Linked DNA regions of Mus musculus: region 1 is linked to region 2. Evidence: chromatin loops called from intact Hi-C (ENCODE). Cell type or tissue: heart. All regions are shown on one strand. Each heading gives the region's core, and the rest is flanking DNA. Links, peaks and the distances in the headings are about the cores only. Region 1 has its middle 44 kb from the start of Gm36685. Region 2 has its middle 24 kb from the start of Bmper.

Region 1 (2,915 bases), core at 330-2,829, 250 kb after region 2:
GAGTAGAGATGCACATGGACTCCAGAGAGAAGGGAGGTCTGATGAGACTCAGCATGTTGGTTGTAGGGTCTAAGGCAGCTATTTCTAATGGAGGATGTATTAGCACGGGGCCTATTACACTAAGCGTAGCTGGGTTCCCTTTAAAGGCTGGGGAGAGGGGGGCATCTTCAGTCCTGACCCTTAGGATCTGGCATTCAGGGATACACTTGGCAACATAGTGAGTTCAAGGTCAGCCTAGGCTACCCCAGGTGCGTGCATGCATATATATATATATATATATATATATATATATATATATATATAAACAAATAAATAAATAAATACTGAAGGCAGCACTGAACCTGGCCAAATCCATTTCTCTGTTCTTCACAGGCTCCAGACTTTCTCAAGCAGGCCACTAGTTGAGATGTAAGTCTAGCTTGTAAGTCTCCAGATAGTGGCGGGAATTAGAGGCCAGCAGCCCTGAAGCTGTGGGAGAGGAGGCTTCCAGAAGGCTTTCAGCTGGAGTTAAGTGATACCTATTTTTGACTCTGCCCATCCTGCGTGTGCTCACAAGGAAACACTTCACCATGGGGATATGTTCTTCCAAGCAAGGTGGTAAGTTAGACACTTGTGCTAGCTTCCACATTCCAGCAAAATACCCCTTTCCTTGCTAGAGCATAAGATGGACTTCCCCTTGGTAATTGATTGTAATACATAGCCAAACAGAAAAGTGTTTTGAAAAACGACTCCCCGATCCCTGCCTTTGGCTTAGGTAGAACAAAATTATTTTGGAGTTCATGCTTATAGCCTTAGTGTTTAGATGTCCATAGTAGGAAAAGGATATCCACCTTGGCCACCAAGTCCTAAGGAAAAACCATTTTCTCTTTCTGTGTTAACTGAGTTTGGGGTCAGCTCCTGACAAAGATAAGTAGAACTTCTAGTATTATGCGTGTCTATCCTTTGCCCATTGGACCCAGCTGGTAGGCTCCAACTCAAAGGTATTCTCTTCAAGCTAAACGCTCGGTTCTTTGTTGTTTCTTCACAGGAAGTGCATTTTATCACATAAAGGTAAGTGTCCTAGACTGGCAGGTACACACGTGAGGCTGTGGTTCATGTGCCATATGAAATTCATCCACATATTCCCATCATTGATTTACAATCAGAAGGGTGGCTCTCTTTGGGGGTGGGTAGCTGGAAGGGAACTTGGGAGTATTCCTGACCTGGGTGTTGGTTATGTGTGTGATTGTATAAACAGTGATGAATCACAGAGCTATGTCCCTATGATTTCTTCTTATGGATCTCTCTCTCTGTGTTATAGTTATAATAGTTGATGAACTATTAGTGAATTCTAAACAATAGAAAACCATGTCACCTGCTTAAAACTTACTATTGTAACCTCTCTTGTCTCTCAGGGTATTGTATAAAAGAATCTGGACACCATTGGAAAGGACCTTTGTAGAAAAGGAGCTATTGTCGATAATAAAGTTCTTGGGCAAATGACTACGCTCATCATTGTGTAGGACCTGCCTATATCTACATAATGTATTCATGGCTGCACACGCAGGCAAAGGCAGAAGGAACATGACTTACACGTTGCTGGGCCACAGTTGGAACTCCTATTGCCCAACCCTCACTAACCCACAGTCCCAAGATAGATTATTTTGCAACTAATTACTTGCAGATGCGAGATCGCTTAGAATGTTATGAAAATAGCAGATTGGGTCCTGGAGTGGACAACATAACAGAATCCTTGTTATTCTCGGCTCGAGGCCTTATTTTGTGGCTCAGTTCTGTGTCCTGATATTCTACTGGGGAAGAAGTAAGATCTGTGTCCAGCTCATTAGCAAATGCAGACTGTCCTTTCCTTTTCAATTACCAGAAACTGAAGATACAGCTTCAGCCCTCCTGTTATTTCCAAACAGTTTTCTGCTCCAGCCAATTGGAAAAATGACAGACTCTTCAAGAAAAGTGAACCAGGGGTTAGACAGATGGCTCAGCGGTTAAAGGCGTTGGCTAAGTTCAATTCCCAGCATTCACATGGTGGCTTACAACTGTCTTAATTGTAGTCCCATGGGGCCTAATGCCTTCTTCTGGTGTGCAGGCATACACACCAACAAAACATAAATATGTAAGTAAATATTAAAAAAGAAAAAGGAAAGAAAAGTGAGGCAGAAAGGCATTAAGTTATTCTGCTCTTTTAGAGTGGAAAGAAACAGAAGGTAAAAGACAAAGCCGTCCTGACTCAGTAAGCCAGTGTGGGAACTCAATGAAAGCTATTCATGGAGGCATGGGGGAGGGGTGGGGAAGGCCGATGGTGGGGCTGATAGGGAGGGGACAGATATCAGGGGCTGATCGTAGGGACCAATGGCATGAGGCGGGTGGGGGGGGGTGCTGTCAGGAGCTGATGGTAGGACAGGAGGCAATGGCAAGGAAGGGCACTGATGGTAGAGGCTGATGTGGGCAGGGAAACCGATGGCAGGAGGCCAATGGTAGGGTCGATGGGGAGGAGTGATACTGGCTGCTACAAAATGGCACCATTATCACTTTAAATCACCTTAAAGGAAGAAAACAGATTTCTTCTGAATTTTAAGATGAAAGACAGCTTGAAAAACATGGCTTACAAGATGGGGAAAAAACGAAGGCGAAGTTTGCTAGGGCCACTCTGGGATCAAGCTCTCCAGCAGTAGACCCATCTGACAGCCAGCAACCCACACTTCAGGGGAACTTAGGGAAATCAAAACTCTGAGGGGCAAAGTCTGTCGATCATACTGTCTTTGCAAGGGATCATCAATAATGTCGGGCCTGGGTATGCTCAAACATGCCTATAGGTAAGTAATCCAAGTTGGGCATGCAGTTCTATGCATGTCAGGGAACATCTCTTTTATCTCTGTAAATCACAAACAGCTCCCTCAATGACCAACTGTTAAAACCGA
Region 2 (2,915 bases), core at 286-2,785:
TTTAGAAACCAAGCTGACAATTGACCTCAGAGTTGGGGTTTTTTTTTTTTTCTTGTATACTACTGGAACATACCAAAGCTCTGCTTGAGTGATCATGCCAAGTCGGAGTGGGTCTGCAAGTCTCCGGAGGAGATAAAACAGATTGCTGTATAAAAGCACACAACCATCTATCCTCTGACTTCATTTAGAAAGCATCAACTCTTGCCACTTTTCCAGGCTTTAAATATTTGCCAGTTAGCCTCTCTATTTCAAACACTCCAGAGTCAAAAGGGGGGCGTCAATTTGGATGGACTCCCTTGTCTGGTCTCACGTCTTAAAATCTAGTTGTTGTTTTCGAGTGTCGGGTGCACGTTCATCTCCTTCTGTGAGGCTCATGGTTTTGTGCTCTCAAAAAAAAAAAAAATCCTAAGTGAGCATATGTATGTTCATGTGTGTGCATGTGTGTATGTATAGATATGTGTTTGTGTTGTGTTGTGTGTGTGTGTGTTTGTATGTGTGTGCACATGTCCTCATCTTAGCAAAACTGTACTTGGAAGGGTGTTTGGATGTTTAGATCTAATATGCCAAGTGCTGCTTGGCGTTTTGTCAAATTGGCACACACTACAGTCACTTGGGAAGAGGAAACCTCAACTGAGGAATTGGCCTCCATCAGAGAAGCCTATGGGCATGTCTGTAGGGGCATTCCCTAAGTTAATCATTAATGTGGGGAGGCCCATTCCACTGTGGGTGGTGCCACCCCTGGAAAGGTTGTCCTTGGATACATAAGAAAGCAGGCTACATGAGTCATGGAGAGAAAGCCAGGAAGCAGTACTCCACCATGGTCTCTGCTTCAGTTCCTTCCTCCAAGTGCCTGTCTTGACTTCCTGCTCTGACTTCTCTGAAAGATGGACTATAAGCTGCAAGATGTTCCCCACGTAGCTTTTGGTTATGGTGTTTTATCACAGCAATAGAATCCTAGCTAAGATACCAAATTTTAGCTAGAAATAAAGATTCAAACTCTGTTATCACACTCCAAAAGGATGGCCTGAGTTACAGACATTACTGTGTAACGGTAAGGGCAGATATTTAAAGACTACACTATAGCTAGAAGCAAGATTTCCACTATTACTGTTTCTCCTTCCTTCCTTCCTTCCTTCCTTCCTTCCTTCCTTCCTTCCTTCCTTCCTTTCTCTTTTTCTTTCTTTCTTTTTTATTCCTTTCTTTCTTGTTCTTTTTCTTCCTCTTTCTTTCTTCCTTTCTTTCTTTCTTTCTTTCTTCTTTTTTTAAATAGCTCAATGGGCAGAAATCATAGTTAAAAATGTTATCTCTAAAGGGAAAATATTTCTTTGCCAAACTCTTGAAACTTATGATTTCAACAGTTTGGCAGGGGGAAAAAACTGACTTTGACAGGAATAAATTATGGCTACAGGCAATGAATATTAAGGCCAATGTCCCAATCACACTTGAGTTTTGGTTTTCAGGGGAATAATCATCCAATCTGGTCACATGATGAAACTGTGCTTTCCTTTCATAATGTACGGGAAATACACTGGCCCTTCCCGTTCTCGCTGGCCTGAACTCAGAACCCTCGGTCCAGGCTAACAGGGGGGTGTCTCCTCAAATCCACAGAACAGAGAATATAAGTGCTCCACAGCAGGGTTTGGCTCTGTGCATTCAATGCAGCCTTGGTCCTTCTGGGCTTCTAACTCTCTCCCAACCACAGGATCTGTCCCAAGGTTGTTTTTCTTCTTGTTTACAAGATGGTGAGCTGCAGCAATGGACATTCATGTGCTTCTTGATTCACTCAATGGGAGAGAACGAAAAAGAGAAAAAGAATAATAATTTTAAAATGTGTGTGTTGGGGGGGGGGGGTCAGGAAGAACACTTCTTTACAACCTGGAATGGAAATCTACATCACGCCCTGTCCTGAACAGTGTATTTATCCTAAGAAGGATCATGCAGTGCTGCACACTGCTTTTGATCCAGCTTTGGAGCTGGAAACAATGTGGATTCCTATATTAATCAGGGCTCTGCTTGGGAGTGATGAAGTGGATGTCAGTGGGCCATCAAAGGCATCCACTTCATAATATTACTCAGTGCTAACTATCATCTTATGCATGGTTCCATTAAAAATGAGGCTTTGGGCATTTATAAAATTGCAAGTTTATACAGCTGGTGCATTGTGATATCTGGATGTACAGAAGCAAACCAGTGAACAAAGCAGGTACCATCATCCCCATCAATGTGATATTCTTATTGGGCAGAATGCTACAGGGCCATGCTCCCATTGTTTCCTTTATGAATACTAGTTTAAGCAACAAAAAAGTGGCAATTTATATTAATGTGAGTAGAAAAGAAATGTAGTCCAGTAGGCAGAGAATGGTGGACTAGCTGTTACTCCCTTCTCTCACCTACTGCTATATCTCAGAACAGCCTTTTATCAAGTATTGTAGCTAGCCTGGTGGCACAGGGTGGAATCTTGGTTACGCAGGACACTGAGTAGTAGTATTAAAAGTCTCAAGCCTTTCTGGACTACAGAATGAGTTCGAGCCTAGCCTAGTCAACTTAGTGAGACCCTTCCTTAAAACTAAAAGTAAAAAGAATTCAAAACCAGCCTGGGTAACTAACTTAGTGTGATCCTGTTTTAAAATTAAAAAAATAAAAATAAAAAGAGGTAAGCACTTAGTCCAGTGCTAGAATGATTGTTTAATATAAAAGAGGGTATGGCTTCAATTTTTGGTACAAAAAGAAAGAAATAAGAGGGGAAGGTAAAAGAGAAAAGCAAGAAAAAGAGAAGAGGGCTTAGGTATGAATTGGTGGCAGAATACATATGCAAGGTCAAGATCTGACTCCTTAAAACAAACAAACAAACAAACAAACAAAAATTTAAAAACCCAGCTGAGATAATTTTCAGGATACAGTAAAAGTATGGCTAG

The links. Hi-C counts contacts between places; a loop is a spot of excess contacts. Peaks named below come from ENCODE experiments on the same cell type or tissue, not always from the same donor. Only the 100,000 strongest peaks of a DNase experiment are listed, where the experiment ranks them.
Region 1: a loop joins it to region 2, with 2.2 times the contacts of the local background. A loop is called at or near these places in 1 of 42 quality-filtered maps.

Annotation. Positions count from the first base shown.
Region 1 is chr9:22,944,581-22,947,495 of GRCm38, reverse strand. No RefSeq gene overlaps it. Among named protein-coding and RNA genes, the nearest start is that of Gm36685, 44 kb to the left of the region's middle. In heart, for the core only: no CTCF peak of the experiment used is centred there; a DNase peak (open chromatin) is centred at 1,775.
Region 2 is chr9:23,197,791-23,200,705 of GRCm38, reverse strand. No RefSeq gene overlaps it. Among named protein-coding and RNA genes, the nearest start is that of Bmper, 24 kb to the left of the region's middle. In heart, for the core only: no CTCF peak of the experiment used is centred there; a DNase peak (open chromatin) is centred at 1,555.